2 separate regions of the Homo sapiens genome follow, and region 2 is linked to region 1. Evidence: read pairs that join two places in POLR2A ChIA-PET (ENCODE). Cell type or tissue: OCI-LY7. All regions are shown on one strand. Links, peaks and the distances in the headings refer to the core of each region. The heading gives the core; the rest is flanking DNA.

Region 1 (5,515 bases), core at 125-5,124:
TTGAGATGGAGTCTCGCTCCGTCACCCAGGCTGGAGCGCAGTGGCACATTCTCAGCTCACTGCAGCCTCTGCCTCCTGAGTTCAAGCTATTCTCCAGGCATGAGCCACCGTGCCTAGCCCCCAAAAAACTTTTTAAATTAGCTGGGTAAAATGGTGCACGCCTATAGTCCCAGCTACTCAGGAGGTTGAGATGGGAGTGTCGCTTGAGCCTAGGAGTTCAAGGTTGCAGTACCACGCCACTACACCCCAGTCTGAGTGACAGAGCAAGACCCTATCTCTAAAAAAACAAAAAACACTAAGACTGAATACAATACACCACATTGTTCTTCCCTCACTTCATTTACATTGTCTTTTACCCAGAGGATGCCCTTCTAAAGATGATGTTTACATAGGTATATTTTATATATATATATGAATGAATGAATACAGTTCATTAAAATACAATGTAGTATATTAAATCATGAAGTGACATGAAGTGACTCTATTTACAGTGACTAGTTTAGTCATAGATAATTATTTAGATAATTTAGAAATTATTAATTTATATCAGGTAGTGATGCTAATGAACTCCAGAAAGTGTAGCCCAAAGGTAAGAAATTGTCAATGGTTCTGCTGCTGTTGAATTACCTTATACAGACCACCTGCAAAAGTGGTCAGTATGGACATACTGTATGCATTATTCTCTATCCTAGACCTTGCATGAAAAAGGCCCTAGCTGCTCAGTTCACTGGCCAAAACTCACCTTAGCCCAGTTCCGTTGTTACTCACAAACACCAACTCCAGTGTTTAAAATTGAGTGAAGATTATGGTTCAGCTACAGACATAGCAACATATGAAGAAGGTTCTTACTTGTCTAGCAAAACCTTATTCCAGACTGGGATAGTGATAGTGAAGTTAAAATTGAGATATCATCCCATTAGTCACTTGACACATATCCAGTTGCTGAGCTTGGAGTGGCATGTTGCAAGTGATGGGAAACCTGGCAAATCTTAATGACCACTTTTCTTCATCAGTTTATTTCAGGGACTCTATAGCCATCTACCCTATTATTTTGGCCTACTTATTACCTTACAGTGGTTGAGGGACCACAATGATAAAACAACAACCCCTCCTGCCCTCCTGTCTGTGATGTGTTGCTCCTATGTGGAGCTTGTAAAACTGAATTCTTATGTAGTAGGCCTATTGAGGTTCCAAGGAAAAATTTCATCCCTTTGGGTAAGAGTAAAGTTTTTCCTGAAGGGAAGGTCTTAACCATGCTATGGAAAAGTAAGTGGAAAGTAATGATGAGTCTGCTGTTGGGCCAGAATGAAGATGCCCATGGACAAGGCAAATGGGGAACCAAGATACAAGTTGGAGAATTGTTACCTGGAGCCACGCTACATAGGTCATGTGAAGTCTCACTATACAGACAGTGCCAGACTTAACAACTTAATATTTTTTAACTTTTTGAGGGTGCAAAGGCAATACACATTCAGTAGAAACTGCACTTTAAATATCCATATAACCATTCTGGTTTTCACTTTCAGTACAGTAGTCAACAAATTACATGAGATATCAACACTTTTTTATAAAATAGGCTTTGTGTTAGATGAGTTTGCCCATTTGTAGGCTAATGTAAGTGTTCTCAGCACTTTTAGCTAGGCTAAACTATAATGTTCAGTGCATTTTTGACTTGAGATATTTTCAATTTATGATGGATTTATTGGGACATAATCCCATTATAAGTTGAGGAATATCTGTATTGGCAAACTTGTTATTTTATCAAGCAAGTCAGCAGATTTCTTTACAACCAATAATCAAAAATTATGTGCATTGTTGATTAAATTAAATAACAAAAAATGCTTTGGAAATTTAAGTGCTATTCAAATATTCAATTAGCTTGAACATTTGAATAGTATAACTTTCAAATCTCCTAGCAAAGTTAGCAGCACTACACAGAATCACGTTTTTTAAAATTTCAAATCAGTTAAGAAAAGGATAATAATAAACACCTGTGTAGTCAGCACCTACTTTAATAAATAAAAATTACCATACAGTATAAAATTAGATACATAGACCAGTGGAAAAGAATAGAGACCCCAGAAATAAAGCCAAATGCTTACAACCAACTAACCTTTGACAAAGCAGACAAAAACATAAATTAGGGAAAGGTCACCCTATTCAATAAATGGTGCTGGGAAAATTGGATTGCCACATGTAGAAGAATGAAACTGCATCGCTATCTCTCACCATATACAAAAGTTATCTCAAGATGGATCAAAGACTAAATCTAGATGATAACCTAGGAAAAACTTTTCTCAACATTGACCTAGGTAAAGAATTTATGACAAAGACCCCAAAAGCAAATGCAACAAAAATAAATAAATGACGTCTAATTAAACTAAAAAGCTTCTGCTTAGCAAAAGAAATAATCATCAGAGTAAACCTACATAATGGGAGAAAACATTTGCAAACTATGCATCCAACAAAGGCCTAATATCTACAAGGAATCTACAAGAACTTAAACAAATCAGCAAGAAAAAAACAAATAATCCCATAAAAAGTGGGCAAATGACACGAATAGACATTTATCAAAAGAAGGCATACAAATGGCTAACAAACATGAAAAAAAAAAAGCTCAATGCTGTTAATCATCAGGGAAATGCAAATTAAAACCACAATGAGACACCACCTTACTCCTGCAAGAGTAGCCTTTTTTTTTTTTTTTTTTTTTTTTTTTCTGAGGCAGATTCTTGTTCTGTTGCCCAGGCTGGAATGCAGTGGCATAATCTCGGCTCACTGCAACCTCTGCCTCCCGGGTTCAAGTGATTCTCCTGCCTCAGCCTCCCGAGTAGCTGGGATTACAGGTGCCCACCACCACGCTTGGCTAATTTCTGTATTTCTAGTAGAGACGGGGTTTCACCATGCTGGCCAGGCTGGTCTTGAACTCCTGACCTCAAGTGATTTACCCACCTCGACCTCCCAAAGTGCTGGGATTACAGGCGTGAGCCACTGAGCCCAGCCAAGAATAGCCATTATTAAAAAGTCAGAAAACAATAGATGTTGACATGGATGTGGTGAAAAGGGAATGCCTATTCACTCCTGGTGGGAATGTAAATGAGTACAACCACTACGGAAAACTATGGAGATTTATCAAAGAACTGAAAGTAGATCTGCCATTCACTTTGGCAATCACACTACCGGTTATCTCCCCAAAGGAAAAGTAGTCAATATATCAAAAAGACACTTGGACATGTATGTTTATTGCAGCACAATTCACAACTACAAAGATAGGGAACCAACCCAGTTGCCCATCAAGCAATGAGAGGATTTTTTAAATGTGATATATATGTATACCATGGAATACTACTCAGCCATAAAAAAGAATGAAATAACACCTTTTGCAGCAGCTTGGAGCCAGAGGCCATTATTCTAAGTGAAGTAACTTAGGAATGGAAAACCAAATATCACATGTCCTCACTTACAGGTGAGAGCTAAGCTATGGGTATGCAAAGGCATACAAAGTAAGTCTAATGGGCATTGGAGACTCAGAAGCAGGAAGGGTGGAAGGGGGTGAGGAATAAAAAGCTACATATTAGGTATAATGTACACTACTCACGTGACAGGTGCACTAAATTCTCAGACTTCAGCACTGTACAATTCTTCCGTGTAACTAAAAACCACTGGTACCCCAAAAGCTATTGAAATTAAAAAATAGATATTAATTTAAAAAGAAAGAAACAAAGAAAAGGTGAATTTGTTGTTAGTCCCAATGTCTAAGGAAAAACAGAGATTAATAGCAAGCAGATGTTTAAATGGGTGAGGGCAATATTTCCTTATTGTAAGAGACATATATCTTAAACAGAGGCCTTACTAATAGCTTAACGGGATTAGACCCCTCTCAGTAAAGTCCAAACAATGTCTTTTTGGAATGAAACTTGATTCTCATCCATTGAGTCAGGGCTTCTTGAACTCTGAATGAATTGCCCTTAATGCTTTATAATAATTTAAGACGACATTATCCATCACATGGATGTCTCACCAGTGCATGGCCATTAGTAACCAGACATCTCATGAACCTACTTGTTCATATTTCATTTGAGAATAGTGCTAGCCTTATATTTGTTATAACAGTCATGTTCATTATATTTATGGACAGAACATCTGGTCACTGTACTTTGAATGAATAAACTGCTATACCTGTTGGCCAGTTTTAAGTTCCATTAGTGTTTTATTGCCTTCATTTAATTTTGTAAGAAATTAAAGGCAGTGAAAACATTGATAAATCTTGAGGTTTTCAGATTTTATAATCTGTTCCATAAAATGTGTGCCCAGATTACTATTAATAGACAAGGATATTGCAAACTGAGAAATAGTGTCTTTTAGAGATCGCTTGCAGAGCATCAAATAAGCCCTTACTTATGAACATACTAGATGAACATCCTATAAAGATACACATAGTCACTAAAGCATATGTAGGTGAACAACACTTTGCTTATATAAATCAATCCAACTATTTACTAATGCCCCCCACAAGGGGAGCTGAGCTGCCCCCTTTCCCCTAAGGCCTGATAGAGGATAACCTGTACAATACCATTGAATAACTCTGGGCTCATGAAGCAAACCAGCCATGCCTAATAATTCCTTTTGCCCTTTCTTTGTTCACAATTGCCATATGATAGACCACACAAGCTTGGTGCTACCAAGCATCTACCTAAGGAGCCCCAAAGACTATGGGTGAAAAAAAAAAGCAAAAACAAAGTCATTCTAATGGTCTCCAAAAATTCTGAATATGAGATCTGATTTTGGAGAAGAGAAACATTTGATAGAATTACCAGGGGAATATAGTCAATTGATAATGGTCATAACAAAGATACTGGTGAGTAAAAAAGTCCAGAGTTATTAACCAAAACAACGATTTTATTACAACCACAACAAGAGGGTAAGAAAAGAACCTTGAGAAATGCTTGTTCTTCCAGGAGTAAGAAACCCTTGTTTTCACAATCAATGAAATATCCGAAAGCATAAAACCAGAGTCAACTTAAATGTTAATTTTTTTTTTTTTTGAGACAGGGTCTCCCTCTGTCACCCAGGCTGGAGTGCAGTATGTGATCTCAGCTCACTGCAGCCTCGACACCCCAGGCTCAGGTGATCCTCCCAACTCAGCCTCCCAAGTAGCTGGGGCTACAGGCATGGCTAATTTTTGTATTTTTTGTAGAGACGGGGTTTTGCCATGTTGCCCAGGATGGTCTCAAACTTCTGGGCTCAAGCAATCCACCTGCCTCAGCCTCCCAAATTGGTGGGATTACAGGCATAAGCCACCATGCCCGGCCTTAAATGTTAATTTTGAGAAGAGGGCCCACTCTGGCAGAGCAATGTTCTGCTAACTGAACAAAATACATGGAAACAAACAAAAAACAGACTCTTTAGCACCTCACAAGAGGCACAGACTCATAATCAAAGGCAAATCTTCACTTCTTTTCAGCTACTAGTCCTAGTATGACATTCACATTGTTTGATAGCCAAAACAATATTT
Region 2 (5,515 bases), core at 316-5,315, 57 kb before region 1:
CAGCCAATGCAAAACTGGATGGACTCCATGAATGGTGCGTGTCAACCAAGCTTGGCCAATTCCTCCTCACTGCTTCCACACTCATTTATTGATGACTTGTCAGTTTCCTAACAAATTCCTCATAGCAGCTTTTACATGTCTCATCCGTCTTCCTCTAGATTCTATGAGATCTACTTCTCTTAGAACAACTTTGAGAAAAACATAAGCGAAATATTCCAACTTCTTCCCCTTTACCCTCTAAATCTTTTGAGATCTTTAACCTTATTCTTTTCAGTCTCAAAAGAAAAGGAGAACCACGTCTACCCAAGACTAACCTCTTCACTTATGCTCCTAAGCCCACCCTGGCTTCCTCCTCAGAAATGACACCGTTTTGAATACTCCCTTTCACCATATCTTAAGTTTTTTCTTTTTCTCCCAGCTGCTTCCCTTTGCTCCAAATTTGCTCAGGACTCTGTTACCTAAAGAGTAACTTCCATTTGTCCTACCTTCTCAATATCCTGACTATGTTTCTCCTCCCTTCTCTTTAAATTCTCTTGAGAAATCAGCCCCTACTCTCTTTCATACTGCATTTGCCTCCTGTGGAGCTAACACAGCTTGCTATATTCCTGTTAGCTATAGATGGGCCTAAGCTAGTCCCTCAGGTTAGAAACCCAAAGTTCCTTGACTTTTCTCTCTTTTTCAGAATCTGCTTAGTTCTACCTCTCTCCTCTCTTTCCTAAGACACTGCTCTCTTTATACTTTGCCAATTTTCAAAAATACTTCATGTTTTTTAATACCTTCCAAACTAACCCTCCACTAATCAGGTAACCCTTAAAAACTTCTCTATTCTAATTCCAATCTACTTAACATTCACTGAGTTCCCTGGACCAGGTTATGGGGAAATACAATGCTGACTAAGATATTATTTGAGTTCCCCAAAACACATCATACAGTAGATGAAACTTGTAAACAAATGTACCCCAAATGTCTGCTGTCTTGACATCCTCACCAGTGGATGGGCAAGACCTCAGCATCACCTTCATGTTGCAAGGAGTTCCCCAGTGACTTATGAGAGTCTCAAAGGAAAGCTTCCCATGAGTCCCCAAAGCAGCCTACGAGTTGTAGCCAACATGAGGCATCTTTCCCATTCTTAATCTCCTTTTCTGGTTCTAGTCCCCCACACAGGATGCCAGCAGAGCCATTTAGATGCCCTGCTTATTCCAAGAACATCAATGTCCATGCCAAGGGTGCTGGTCCCGGATGCTCCCAAAGCATCAGTGTTGATTCCTGGCAGAGCAGAGAAAAGGACCTCCATGTGCCCTCTGGGCCACACCACAACACCTTGGCCCTGAAGCAGCTCTGCTCCTGTCCAAAGTCTCATGCAGGGTCTTTTAAACATTTTCAGTAGCATCTGACCTTCACTGTCCCTAAGCATATTGTCTCAAATCTAGTTTTGCTTTGGTTTGGTTTTGGGTCTGTGGGGAACTATTCCTACCATCTCATCCATCCTGTGCTCCTTCTCCCTTTGCTTCACCACAAACTCCTTTCTCCCCTTCCCCATGTACCAATGCAAAACCCCCATAAATATAAGAGGCAAACAGATATTTTAGCTCATCCTTGAAGGATAAATAGGAGCTTACCATGTAGGAAAGATGAAGAAAGGCATTTTAAGCAGAGGGAAAAGCAGTGCAAAAAAAAAAAAAAAGCAAGGCATTATTGGAAGAATTACAAATAATTAAGTAATGGAGAACTCATAGCTTTTATTCAAGACTTTGCTACAGTGTCATCTCCTGTGAACTGTTCCCTGACAACTCCCAACTCTTCCCAGTTCATGATTCTCTAAATTTTTGCTCCCATGGAGCACATATCTCTAACAATTCAACATTTATTGAGCTAGAAATTGTGTGCTAAGTTCTAGGAATATAGAAATAATAATCAGAATCCCTGACCTCAAGATTATGGAAAAGAAAAGAAAATAATCTTGTAATTATAACAAAGAGAAAGAACTGCTTGCAATTGCATGTATAACTGCAATAGTGATACGAGGGCAATGCAGAGGCAAGCCTTACACTAGCTCAATGCCCAACCCACCACATCAGAACTAACTACTCATTTACCTGTCAGGCTCCTCTATCAGATGATGGACCCAGAGGACTGACAGTATCTTATATTCCCAGTTTCCAGTCTAGAAACTGGTACATAAAACAGACCTAATAAATATGCCATGGTTCCTAAGGTTTTACTAATTGAATTAGCATGGAAGTTAGCAAATATTAGAATATTTGAACACCAGAATGAATAAACAAACAAACAAATAAATAAATTTCTGTGCTTGTCTTTGCAGATTGGCTCTGTTTTGGGGCACTCCTTTAATGCCTAGACAGGCTACCACTCTGCCTTAGCCTTGACTTTCTTCTTGTAAGCAGCATAAATAGCCATAGATAAAATCTTGTTACATAAACTAATTATTTCAATCTATAAAATCAATGGAACTTAAACAAGCGTTCCAGGCAAGGGAAGAACAGCTCCTGGTGAGTCCTTAGGCCACTGAGTAAGCCCAGACTCCCTACCAAAAGGAACTGAGCTTTAACATTCTAGACAGAAAACCTCCAAGAGAAGGGATGGAGATATGTCCATTCACTCAGTAAATATTCATGGGATGCTTACTATGTGCCAGGTGCTGTTCAAGAATGTTCACAATAGTAGACAAAACAGACAAAAATCTTTGTCTCCATGGAGATTACATTCTAGTGGAGAGGTGAGAAAATAAACAAAAACAAATATTTAAATTATAAAGTATACTAGATGGTAAGTACTAGATGGTAAATCCAAAGGCAGCTGGATGTGCAAGGGTGGATGGGGGCTGATGGTGCAAAAAGAGTGGTCACACTTCTTTAAATTCTCTGAGCAGGAATGTTTGCATTAATGACTTTATGGAGGCAAAAGAGTGAGCTGCATGGATACTTGGAGAAAGTACATTCCAGACAGAAAGGATTGCAAATGCAAAAGCCCTGGCCTGCTCAAGGAATAGCCAAGGGGGCTGGAGCAAAGTGAACAAGGGGGAGAATATAGGAATTAGGTCAAAGAAAGAGAAATGGCCAGATCATTTTGGTCCTTATAGACCATAGACATGATTTTGTTTTGCTCTGCTTTTGTTACTGTTTTAACTTTTTAAACTGAAATACAAAGAGAAAAACTATACGAATCTTAAATGTCAGCTCAATGAATTATCATAAAATGAACAAATCTGTGTAGCCAAATACAGATCTAGAGATAGGACATTATCAGTATTCCAGGATCCTTCCTTTATACTCCCTCCTATTCACCACCTCTCCCTCCTCAAAGGTAACCACTCTCTTGACTTCTGACAGCATAGATTTGTCTGTTTATCAACTTTAAATAAATAGAATCATATATTTGTATTCTCTGGTATCTGGACATTCTGCTCAAAATGTTGCTTGTGGTATTCACCCATGTGATTCAGAGGAAAGAGGAATAAAGATGACAAATAACAGTGTGTTAAAATGCTGATGGGAAAGATGTTGATGACAGCAATGTTCATGTGCCTGGAACCCATATGACAATTCATGAAAGAGAGAGGAAGTGCAAGCTCACCCAGGAGCTGAGCACTAGGACTCCAAGAGACATTTCCTTCCCTATTCAGCTCCTCCTATAAGAAATAAGAAACCCTCAGAAATGACAACTTTCCATGCTCATGGATTGGAAGAATCAACATCGTTAAAATGGCCATACCACACAAAGCAATTTCTAGATTCAGTGCTATTCCTATCAAACTACCAATGTCATTCTTCACAGAATTAGAAAAACCATTCTAAAATTCATATGGAACCAAAAAAAGAGCCCAAATAGTCAAAGCAATTCTAAGCAAAAACAAAAAATCCAGAGACATCACACTATCTGACTTTGAACCATACCATAAGACTATAGTAACCAAAACAGCATGGTACCGTTACACAAACAGACACATAGACAACTGGAAGAGAACAAAAAACTCAGAAATAAAGCCACACCCTTACAACCATCTGATTTTTGACAAGGCCAACAAAAGCGAGCAATGGGGAAAGGACTCCCTGTTCAATAAATGGTGCTGGATAACTGGCTAGCCATATGCAGAAGATTGAAACTGGACCCTTACCTTTAACCATATACGAAAATTAACTCAAGATGGATCAAATATTTAAATGTAAAACCTCAAGCTATAAAAATCCTAGAAAAAAATAGGAAATACCCTTCTTGACACTGGCCTTGGCAAAGAATTTTTGGCTAGGTCCCCAAAAGCAATTGCAACAAAAACGAAAATTGACAAGTGGAACCTAAGTAAACTATAGAGCTTCTGCACAGCAAAAGAAACTATCATTACCGTAAACAGACATCTTACAGAATGAGAGAAAATATTTGCAAACTATGTACCCAACATAAGGTCTAATATCCAGAATCTATAAGGAGCTTAAACCAATAAGCAAAAAGACGAATAACCCCATTAAAAAATGGGCAAAGGACATGAACAGGCACTTCTTAAATGAAGATATACAAGCACTCAGCAAACATGAAAAAATGCTCAGCATCAGTAATCATCAGAGAAATCCAAATCAAAACCACAATGAAATACCATCTCACACCAGTCAGAATGGCTATTATTAAAAAGTCAAAAAAAAGAACACAATAGATGCTGGTTTGGTTTTTGATATGGTTTGATTGTGTCCCCACCCAAATCTCATCTTGAACTGTAGAGCTCCCATTATTCCCACATGTCATGGGAGGGACCTGGTAGGAGGTAATTGAATCTGGGGGTAGGTCTTTCCTGTGCTATTCTCATGATAGTGAATAAGTCTCATGAGTTCTGATGGTTTTATAAAGGGGAGTTCCCCTGCACATGTTCTCTTTGCCTGCCACCATGTAAGACGTGACTTTGCTCCTCCTTCACCTTCCACCATGCTTGTGAGTGCCATGGCCTCCCCAGCCATGGGGAACTGTGAGTCAATTAAACATCTTTCCTTTATAAATTACTAGTCTTGAGTATGTCTTTATCAGCAGTGTGAAAATGGACAAATAACACTTTTTTGACTTTTTAATAATAGCCATTCTGTCAGAATGACAGCTGGAAGAGAACAGAAAATTCAGAATACACTAATACACTTTTTTGTATTTTTGTATAGCCATATGCAGAAGATTGAAACTGGACCCTTCATTCTTTCAGAATGTCTATTATTAAAAGTCAAAAAATAAAAAAAAAACAGGTGCTAGGTCCCACTTGGTGAGGTTGCAGAGAAAAGGAAACAGTTATACACTGTTATTGGGAAATATAAATTTTCACTGTGGAAAGCAGTTTGGAGATTTTTCAAAAAACTTAAAACTGAGCTACCATTCAACCCAGCAATCCCATTACTGGGTATATAGCCAAAGGAAAATAGATCATTATACCAAAAAGACACATGCACTTGTATGTTCATACTATGCTATTCATAATAGCAAAGACACAGAATCAACCTAGGTTCCAATCAATGATGGATTGGAT

The links. ChIA-PET counts read pairs that join two places held together with the same protein. Peaks named below come from ENCODE experiments on the same cell type or tissue, not always from the same donor. Only the 100,000 strongest peaks of a DNase experiment are listed, where the experiment ranks them.
Region 2: POLR2A ChIA-PET joins it to region 1 with 8 read pairs; 7 of 35 experiments call an interaction of 5 or more read pairs at or near these places.

What each region holds. Positions count from the first base shown.
Region 1 is chr1:160,440,952-160,446,466 of GRCh38, reverse strand. No RefSeq gene overlaps it. Among named protein-coding and RNA genes, the nearest start is that of VANGL2, 43 kb to the right of the region's middle. In OCI-LY7, for the core only: no CTCF peak of the experiment used is centred there; a DNase peak (open chromatin) is centred at 2,633.
Region 2 is chr1:160,497,868-160,503,382 of GRCh38, reverse strand. All of the region lies in intron 1 of SLAMF6 (SLAM family member 6), which reads left to right. Among named protein-coding and RNA genes, the nearest start is that of SLAMF6, 23 kb to the left of the region's middle. In OCI-LY7, for the core only: no CTCF peak of the experiment used is centred there; no DNase peak of the experiment used is centred there.